Linked DNA regions of Mus musculus: region 1 is linked to region 2. A link is a loop called in an ENCODE intact Hi-C map of the cell type or tissue named here. Cell type or tissue: heart. All regions are shown on one strand. Region 1 overlaps Agtpbp1 (ATP/GTP binding protein 1). Region 2 overlaps Agtpbp1 (ATP/GTP binding protein 1).

What was found. Peaks named below come from ENCODE experiments on the same cell type or tissue, not always from the same donor. Only the 100,000 strongest peaks of a DNase experiment are listed, where the experiment ranks them.
Region 1: a loop joins it to region 2, with 2.1 times the contacts of the local background. A loop is called at or near these places in 1 of 42 quality-filtered maps.

Annotation. Positions count from the first base shown.
Region 1 is chr13:59,470,353-59,475,352 of GRCm38, reverse strand. Agtpbp1 (ATP/GTP binding protein 1) reads left to right here. Exons shown (of 26, transcript NM_001377097.1): 21 at 641-821; 22 at 1,536-1,665. Among named protein-coding and RNA genes, the nearest start is that of Gm34788, 56 kb to the right of the region's middle. In heart, a CTCF peak has its summit at 2,932 (motif pointing left); no DNase peak of the experiment used is centred here.
Region 2 is chr13:59,544,834-59,549,833 of GRCm38, reverse strand. All of the region lies in intron 1 of Agtpbp1 (ATP/GTP binding protein 1), which reads left to right. Among named protein-coding and RNA genes, the nearest start is that of Agtpbp1, 10 kb to the left of the region's middle. In heart, no CTCF peak of the experiment used is centred here; DNase peaks (open chromatin) are centred at 1,863 and 2,583; H3K27ac peaks cover 1,514 bases.

The DNA.
Region 1 (5,000 bases), 74 kb after region 2:
ACTTGTTTTTCTCCACTATTTAAAGTTTAGAATTGCTGAGGTAGTGCAAACAAGAACACAGTTCAATTTTTGATAAGAGAGAGAGAGAGAGAGAGAGAGAGAGAGAGAGAGAGTCAGAGACAGACAGAGTCAGAGACAGACAGAGACAGATGCTGTGCACTGGCATAGGGGTCATGAGTTGGCCGTTTGCCAACTATGTAAATGCACTCTGTCGATTCTGCGTCACCGTTCCCCTGTGCTGTCGTTTGTACAGATTTAGATTAACATTTTTATTTTCTCCGTGAGTTTATGAAACACAATTTTATACTTTAAACTTTTGCAGGTGTTATTCTTTGTAAAACTATGTTTACCCTCAAGAACGAACCATTTTCAAGCTCCGTTAATCAATAGGAAGCAACCAAGTGGTCCCTGTGCTGTGCAGGATCACACTGGTTGGTCACGTTACAGACTCCTGCACCTGGCAGCTTGCATGCACTTTCTGTTGTTTTCTCGGTAGGGCTAGTGCAGATTGTGCGTGTTGTGTGTGCACGGTAACTTTCCACTGGAGTTAACAACCAAGGAGAGTTCTAGAACCCCAAAGTGAAGCACAAGTCAATTTTTGTAGCTGTTCATTTTAATTGAGCTTTTGTGTGCGCTTTAGGAACTCGCCCTTATATTTTCTTGTCTGCTCGGGTCCATCCTGGAGAAACCAATGCAAGCTGGGTAATGAAAGGAACACTGGAGTACCTCATGAGCAATAGCCCGACTGCCCAGAGCCTACGGGAGTCTTACATTTTTAAAATTGTCCCCATGCTAAATCCAGATGGTGTCATCAATGGAAAGTAAGTTAAGCAGTGGCTGCCGGAGTGCCATAGGTTGGGATAGTTGGCTGCATTTAATTTGTTCATCTAATAGTGTTCAAGTTAATTCAAATAATGGGTTTGATGATTTTTTTTCTAGGAAAAAAACTCCCAAGTTTTTGGTGGGTAATGCGTCAGACTCTTAAATGCATGTGTTAGTGTTATGATTCCATGGAAAGGTAACTTTATAAAATCTTTGTTGCGTTGTCTTAGGAAGCTGTTTCAGGACATAAGCTCCAAGCACACACACCCTGTTTCCTTTGCTGAGCACGTGGCTGTAGACTGGTGTCTGACCACACCAGTACACAGTTCCTATGATGAACAGAGAGTGTGCTTACACGGCTTCAAGACTACATAATTTGCACATATTTGCCTTTCTCACACAGTATGTGTACAAGACAACTCACTAGCATGCAGTTAGTGTAGCAAGTGGTTCCTATTTAGTCGAGAGGGAGTGGCCTATTAACAATATATTTCGTACAGTACAAAAGAAAAGCCCAGAATTGACACTGTTTTTATAACTTACAAAAGTCTATTTTAAATTTGAAATCACCATTGTTACATAAATGTGACATCGGATTTTCCATGTAGCAAACTATGGATACAAGTTTACTTAGTGAGGAAGATGTGTGTTCTGATGTGTATTCAGTTGGCATTGCCTTGAATCCTTTTGTTTTGCTGTCTCTGTGTGTATAGTCACCGCTGCTCCTTAAGTGGAGAGGATTTGAACAGACAGTGGCAAAGTCCAAACCCAGAGTTACACCCCACGATTTATCATGCCAAGGGGCTGCTGCAGTACCTGGCCGCGGTGAAGCGCCTACCTCTGGTAAGTGGCCGGGCTTCTTGGTCTCTGTGCACATCAGTGTCTTTACTGATGAATAGCTTAGTACATTTTACCTTACCATTGTCGCACTAGCATGCAGACTGACATTCCTCCCGTGAGTCTTGACCCTTTTGTGTCATTACACCTTGTTCTCCTTCCTGTCCCCGCCCACTGTCTTCCTCTGTCCTTGTTCCCACCCCTTGCTGGTCCTCTGACCTCCCTCACTGGGTCCCTGGTCTGCTATTTTATTGCCATCTCCCTCTCGAGTTTTGCGAGCTGCACGTGTGTAAATTAGTTACACATTTATAAGCACAGTTCTAAATCTGGGTTCCACATATATCCATGTATGTATGTGTGTGTATACACACACACACACACACACACACACACACCAGTATTTGGTTTTCTGTATTTAGTTGATTGCATTTACTATAATGATTTCTAGTTGCATCTGTTCTCACAGATGCATAAAATTCCTCATCCAGGTTAGAGTTGTATGGTTGCATCATATAGCAGCTCTAATTTTAGCTTTTTTTTTTTTTTTTGGTAAGGAATGTCCATACTGATTTCCATAGCTACTGCACACATTTATATTTCTGAATAGTAAACAGTGTCTCTCTTCTGTACATCCCTGTCAGCATTTTTTATTTGGTTTTTAATGGTAGCTGTTCCGGTTGGGGTGAGATAAAGCTCAGAGCGGCTTTGATTTACATTCTTTGGTGGCTAGGGGTGCAAATACTTTCTAAAAAAAAAAAAAACAGCAAAATTACATTTATTTCTTTATCTTTGCACGTGTGAAAGATGGTGTGCCTGTCCACAGTGCAGATGTGGAAGTCAGGGTGATTTACAGAGTTGTCTGTCTCCCTCCACCGCATGGGTTCCACACTGCTCTTCAAGGATTTATTAGCCGTTTCTAGTTCTTCTTTGAGAACTATTTATTTTTGTTCATTATACCATTTATTGAGTGGGCCATTTTGTCTTTTAGTGTTTAATTAAAAAATTATTTATAGTGTCTACATATTAATTCTCAGATGTGTAGTTGGTAAATATTGCCCCCTCAAACAACAATAACAACAAAAACAACAACAACAAAACAAAAACAAAACACAAAGAGAAGAGGTAGGTCTGGAGATATGGCTCAGTGATTAAGAGCACTTATGTTCTTCCAGAGGATCCATTTTGATTGCCAAGTACACACATGGCTGCTCAGAATGATCTGTAACTCTGGTTCTAGAGCATCCAACGTCTGCTGACCTCTAGAGGCAGCAGCCCACGTGTGGTGTGTGTGCGAGTGCATGTGCATGCAGGCAAGATATCCAGATTCATTAAATCAAATAATTTTTAAAACATTTTAAAGAATAAAAAGAATGTATGTGTTTGTGTGAGTGTTTGACCCTCATGTTCATGTGCCTGAGCAGGTCGGACAAGGCCGTGGGGCCCATGGAGGTAGATTATGAGCAGCCCATTGTGAGAGCTGGGAATTGAGTTCAGGTCCTCTCAGAAGAACAGCTAATGCTCGTGAACTCTCAGCCAGTCTTGGAGGGCTGTCAGGGATTGTTTTCTGTGTAATGCAGGCACTTTAATTCAAGTCATGTAATCCCGTTCACTAATTGGAATTATATCCTGTGCTACTTGAGTTCTCTTCGGAAGAGCCTTGCCTAGGCCTGCTTCTTGAGCTGCTTTCCTCTAGTATCTCAAAAGCTTCAGGTCTCTGATGCATTGGATGGATTCTGTGCCAGCTGTGAGATGCAGATGTGTGTCCAGATGTGGAGACCCAGGTTCTCCAGACCATTGTTAAGAAGGCTCTTGTTTTGGCTACTTTTCTATTGCTGTGATAACATCATGATCCAGACCATTTTAGAAGATAGTTTATATGGGGCATGGAGATTGTGACAGCAGGTAGGCAGGCAGGCAGGCAGGCAGGCAGGCATGGCGCTGGAGTGGTGGCTGAGAGATCATGGGGACACAGTCATTAGGCAGAGCACCAACTGGAAATGGTGTGGACTTTTGAAACCTCAAAGCTCACCTCCTTCAATAAAGCCACACTGCTTAATATTTCCCAAACAGTTCTACCAACTGGGGACCAAGTCTTCTACTCTTTTAGCCTATGGGGACTGTTCTCATGCAAACCATGACAGCTGTCTCTTCTCCAGTGTGTGTTTTTGCCTGTGGTTGTAACTGTGCATGTTTGGAGTCTTCAGTTCTCGTTTTCAGGCCTGTATTTATGCCTGTTTCACACTGCATTTGTTTCCATAGATCTGTGCCTCCAGCTTTGCTTTTCTGCTAAGGATTGGCTTGTCTGTTCAGAGTCATTTTGTGTTTCCATATGGATTTTAGTATTGGTCTTGTTTCTCTGGAGACTGGGAGTGCATTGAACCTGTAGATTACCCTTGGTGTTGTGTTCACTCACACAGTGTGGACTCTGTCAGCCGTAACATAGATGTCCATGCATCTCACAGTGTAGACTCTGTCAGCTGTGACATGGACGTCCACCCATCTCCCAGTGTCTTTTTTCACTTTTTCAAGGTCTCACAAATGTTCATGTAGAGGCGTTCATCTCCTTGGTCAGGTTTGTTCCCAGGCATTTATTTATTTTTGACATAAATACGAGTGGGGTTGTTTCCTTCTGATTCTCTGGGCAAATTCTTCATTGACACTCGGATCTGCTGCCGACTCCTGTGCTGGCTTTGTGTGCATTGACTTTGTGACAGCCATAAGTCATAGAGGTTTCTAGTAGGCTTTGGGATCCTACAAGTACTGGAGAGTGTTTTTGGTTTTGTTTTTACTTTTGTAAATAGGAACATTTTGACTTCTTTTCCTACTTGTGTGCTGTTTCTCCTTTTTTTTTTTTTTTTATCGTTTCAACTAAAGCCCTGAGCACTGTTGGAGAGAGTGGGCACCCTTGCCTTGTTCCAGATTCGGGAGGAAATGCTCTCCGTCTCCCCTATTTAGTGTAATACTCATTGCAGCCTTGTTTTATATAGCCTAATGGTGTTGCTATTCCTAGTTTCTGTAGACTCTGTGTGAAAGGAGTTTGGGCTGCTGAAGGCTCTGTCTGTGCAGTTTCTGTCCCCAAGTCATCTATGTGTTGTATGACTCTTACTCACTCGTGTGCATCCAGCCAACCTGCACAGGGCGAGACCAGCTCATTCATGATGTCTGATCATAACGTGGTCTTGAATTTGTTTTGTAAGGGCTTTATTGGTCATTTTTGCAAGTGTGCTAATCTGGGAAACTCCTCCAGGAGTTGGTACCCATTTGTCGTGCCATGGCCTGGTTTGGTGTGGTGGTGGCGCTGGGTTTCTAGGACGATGTTGGCTCTATGCTGGCCCTTTGTT
Region 2 (5,000 bases):
GCAACACTTGTAAAGACATTTGAGCTGGTTTTATAACAGAACTGCTTAATTGCTTCTGAGATAACAACAGACTTCTAAAACTTAGGGCACATTCCAAGGGGTTACAGAAACCATTAACAGAAGGCAGGCCATAAAGAAGATATACACCACAGGACCATAGGTGCAAAAACAGGAGATAAGATATTGATTGGGTTATCTATACAAAACTTCAAGGAGGGCTTAGTCACAGTTTTAAACTTTCTATGACCCTGTGAGCAGTAGTATATGCCTGTATGCATTCTTGTTATAGCTTCTTATTCATTATATGACTGAATTTATGTGCAGACTTGCAGTGAGCTTTTTGCTATGTGAACACACACTCTGAGAGTTGTACAAATACGGATAACAAAGGGCAGAGATAAGGATGTTTTCTCTAGCCTCTTGCTGTGTCTTTGAGGTGCAACTGGAGTCTGTAGCTTCCAGCTTCAAAGAGACTCAGACAGGCAGATTAGCTTTAGAAGGAAAGTATCTTAGCAAGTGGCTTGTGGCCTAATTTCTGGGTGGAGATAAGATAGGGTATGAGAAATGAACTCCTCAAATATTTTTGTGTATGAGTTTTTGCCTGCAAATATGTGTGTGTACCATGTGTGTGTCAGGTCAGTGTTGGATCCTTGAACTGGAGTATGGATAATTGTGTGCTGAGAACTGAACTCAGGTCTTCTGCACAAGCAAGTTGTCTTAACTACTAAGTCATTTCTTTAATCCCATATCTGCAATGTAGCGTGATAACCCAAGACTTGGAAGGGCAAAGATAGCATGTTCTTTTCCATATGGAAATGCTAGCTTATTATGAGTGTGTGTGTGAGCTTGTGTGTGTGCACACATGCCTGTGTGTGAACTTGTGTGTGTGTATGTGTGTGGGCATAGGCCATGCAACTCGAAAGGAGATGACAATGAGGTGGGTGCTGAGGAGGCGAGGGAGACAGGCACTATGACAGTGTGAAGGAGGGAGGAGGCTATGGAAGGTACCAGGGGTGTGACAGAGAGCTGGGGAGAAAGGGCAGGAGGAGAGTCAACAAAAACAAAGTTTGCTTGAAAATGCCAGAAGGAAATCTAATGTTGTGCATGCTAATTGAAAAGTTCTAAAATAAAAATAAATTGTTATTCCATTTGGGCTTCTGTAACAAACTCCCATAAACTGGGTAGCTTTTAACCAACATGTGTTTTTGCTCATAGTGCAGAGGCTGGGAAATTTGTAAGGCATTGGCAGTTTCTACAGTTGGTGAATGGACAAGCTAGCCAGTTTATATTTTTAAATTATATACACTATGTATCTTAAAGTATGTAATTAAATATCTAAGTAAGCATATTATTTATATATTAAATATATGTTAGGGATACTACCTACCATACTTGAGGGGCTCTCCCCTCATGACCTAATTTTGTTTCAGAAGGCTGTTTCCCCATTGCTATCACGGTGGTGGCTAAGAAGTCACTTTGAGTTCTGGAGCTTACACCACCATTCAGACCATAGCAACATGCTGTTTGTTTGCTGTCTGTATGTCGGGGTAAGGGTGGTGGACTGGACCTCACTATGTAACCCAGCTTGGTCTTGAACTCATAGTATTGAGTCCTACTTCGGCCTCCCCAGTGCTAAGTTTACAAATGTAAGCCAACAGGTTTGTCTTAGCTTTTGTTTACTCTTGAGAATCAGTGTGCTTTAGAGGGCAGAAAGTGTTCTAAAAACAGCAGGCAAGGACCCTGTGTGCCCTTGGGTCTAGATGGCTGGTGGTATTAAGTAGGACTCTTGAGATGGGCTCTGCTGAAAATCAAGTGATCCATCCAATCAAACAGTTGTGAACCCTGTGCTGGGGGAACAGTTTGAGCAAGGGTCCCGGGTGAGACTGAAGCTGCTGTGCTGGGGGAAAGCCAGGCGGCTCTCAGCCAACATTCTGGCTGTGCTAGGAAGGAAATGGCTGGGAATATTCCCTTAGGCGCTTTGGTGTCATCGAAGTGGAAAGTTGTGTAGAGCTTTGAGCTGATGGATGGCAGGCTTCTTCCATGGTGGCCTGTTCCCTTCCAGGGTTTTGGGAGTGTCCCTTTAGGGTGTTGTATTGAGAATAAACTGTAGCTGGAATGTAGAGAGGAGACTGGTGATGTTAGGACGTGAGATGATTGGAGTTTTGATGTGTGCATATTATTATTATCATCTGCTAACATGTTCTCTACACTTTATCCAGGTCAAAGGACAACTGAAGTCAGGTCTTTCCTTACCATGTGGACCCTGCGGTAGACTCAGGTTATCAGGCTTGGTTGCAGATGCCTTTATGTGTGGAACCATCTTATGTGTCATTTGTTCCTATGACCTGGATGCGGGAAAGGAGAAGAGGGTGATGCCACAGGCCAGGGAGAGCAGTTTAGAGAGTTGGGTAGTTTACAGCAGGCAGAGGTGGGAAGAAAGGTTGGGGGATTTGTTGTCTGACCTTAATGTCAAGTGAGATGTTTAGCTCTGAAGTCAGGTGATGTTACCAAGTCTAGAGTTGGAAGAGGGCAGAAACACCCAAGCCCTGTGTTTCCAGTAAATGCTGGGCAGAAGGCCAGAGTGTGGTAGAGTGTTTCCATGAGGGCCTTTTCCTGTGTCACGAGCTGTGAGGGACAAGTAAGCTGATTGGTAATTACCAGTTGTTTTTAGTGTTAATGACAAGACCTGTGTTGGTAGGTGTGACAAAGTGACAAAGGAGTGGGATTGTAGAAAGCAGCATGGAATCTTTGTCCCCATGGCAGAAGTAATGATGTTATGGTCCTAGCTCAGCATGGCCTGGGAGCGTCCCCCTCTGTCCTGGCTCACTGTGGCCCCTGAGAGTCATTGTGGAGTCATTGGTCATTGGTCCCCAGGGCCCTGGACTCTGCTAGGTGGGTTACCCAGTCTCTTTCCCGTCTCAGTTTTCTTTTCTGTCATCGTGGGAGTAAACATGATTTTTTTCTGTACTCCCTAATAAAGAGTGTAGGGATATGCCTGAAGCTGAGTATTTTATTGTAAACCATAGATATAAATATTTTTTAGACAATATTTTTATTCTTTGAGAATTTCATACTATATATTTTGAACATACTCATATCCTCTCCACTCTCCTATCATTTCCTATCCAGCTTTGAGATCTTTTTTTTTTATCTATTTTTACCTCCATTGAGTTCAGTTTGTGTTGCCCATTTACCCTGGCATGTGATTGACCTACGAAGTGTCGCAGCATTAAACACAAATGACTCTCCCTCACCCAGTGGCTGTCGAATGCTGTTAGAGACACAGCTAGTGGGGGGATTTATGCCTTCTTCCACTGTCTATGCTGGGGTTCTGTCTGTTTGGAACGTGTACAGATCTCATGTCTGCTGTCACAATGGTTGTGAGCTCATGTGTACAACTGCCTTGTTGTATTGGAGAAACAATAGTAGTTTCCTTGACATTATCCACAGTTCTGCCTCTTACAGTCTTTCTGATTGATGCCTCTTTGTGAAGACACCGAGCCCAGGTTCACAGTAAGGGTGAGATGTGGAATGCATACTTGAATTCCAGCTCTTTGGTGAGGTTCAGGCCAGCTGGAGTGCTTTGGGGGACTTCATCTCAGGAAACAGAAACCAGAAGGTTACTGGCTTTCCATTGGATGTGCTGCTAACACAGTTTTAAGGAACACTTTGCTTACTTGCTTTAGAGGCAGGGTCTTTCGATCTATCTGTGCTGAGTGCTGGGATTGCAGGTTCTCCTGGTTAGTCAGGGTGGTGCAAGCTCTGCCTGGAGTTACCCGAGCCTCACCCTCCAGCCCTGGGTGCAGGCTCTGCCTGGAGTTAACTGAGCCATACCCTCCAGCCCTGGCTCTGCCTGGAGTTAACTGAGTCTTAACCCTCTAGCCCTGGGTCGTTTCTACTGGTTTGAGACAAGGTCTGCTACCTCAGGCTGACTTTGACCTCTATGTGACAGGGTCTGGAACACCGTACTATGTCTGTCTCCGAGTGCTGGGATTGTGAGCCATTTGTGTCCCCACGTCTAGCTTTAAGCTGGCCAGGACAGACTCTGCTTAGGGCAGTGATAGGAACTTTGAAAGCTCATATGAGGTTTCCTGCCACCTTTCTGTGTGTGATGTCTTATTTATCTTGGAAATTGACTTCATGTAGTTAACAACCTAGAGAAAAAGCTTAACTAAAGGAAAAAAGTGCGATTTCAAATTTGTCAACGACCTTAAGAACAGTCCACATGGTTTTTTATATCATAAATATATATGCATATATACATATATATTTAACAGAGATTGAAAAGACATAATTTGTATCTATTAAATAAAACATTAAAATCTTACTTTTTGCATGTTTTCTTTAAAGTGTTGTATCACTAAACATGTATAAATGTGATTAGTGATGTGACAAAATTGGGTTTTACTAAACATTGGTATATAAAATCCATGATATTTATTTTTCCTGAACTAGTTTTAAAGTACAACCTGAAAATTAAAAAATTGCAAGTCAAGATGGAAGGTTGTTTAAATGCTGTAATAAGGACTTTATAAAAATTAGAACATTGACTGTGGTTATGCTTGGCAAGCCCCTGGACTATGTTCAACAACTTGTTTTTCATAAAACGTGCTTTCATATAGAAATGCATCTACCAGTTTGTGCTACTGTGTGAACAGTGTCAGCTTCTCGTGGAAAGCTCTGCTCACCTTGAGAATTAATGAGGCATAGCAATGGCATCTCAGAAGAAATCCAAATACTGATTGTATGAGCTAGTTTTCAGTAGAAGAGATAAAACTATCACACACACACACACAAAAAAACAACTGAAGGAAGAAAGTTTATTTTCACTTACAGTTCCAGAGGCTCCTGGAGGCCTCCAGAGTCTTTATTGGAGGGAAGGCATGCAAGTCAAAGCAGGAAGCTGCTGGTTAAATTTTCATCCATACACAGGAGTGAGGGGGAGATTCAGAGGGGGAAGGGGTAGAGGGAACAAGGCACAGGAAGTAGGCAAGGATCTA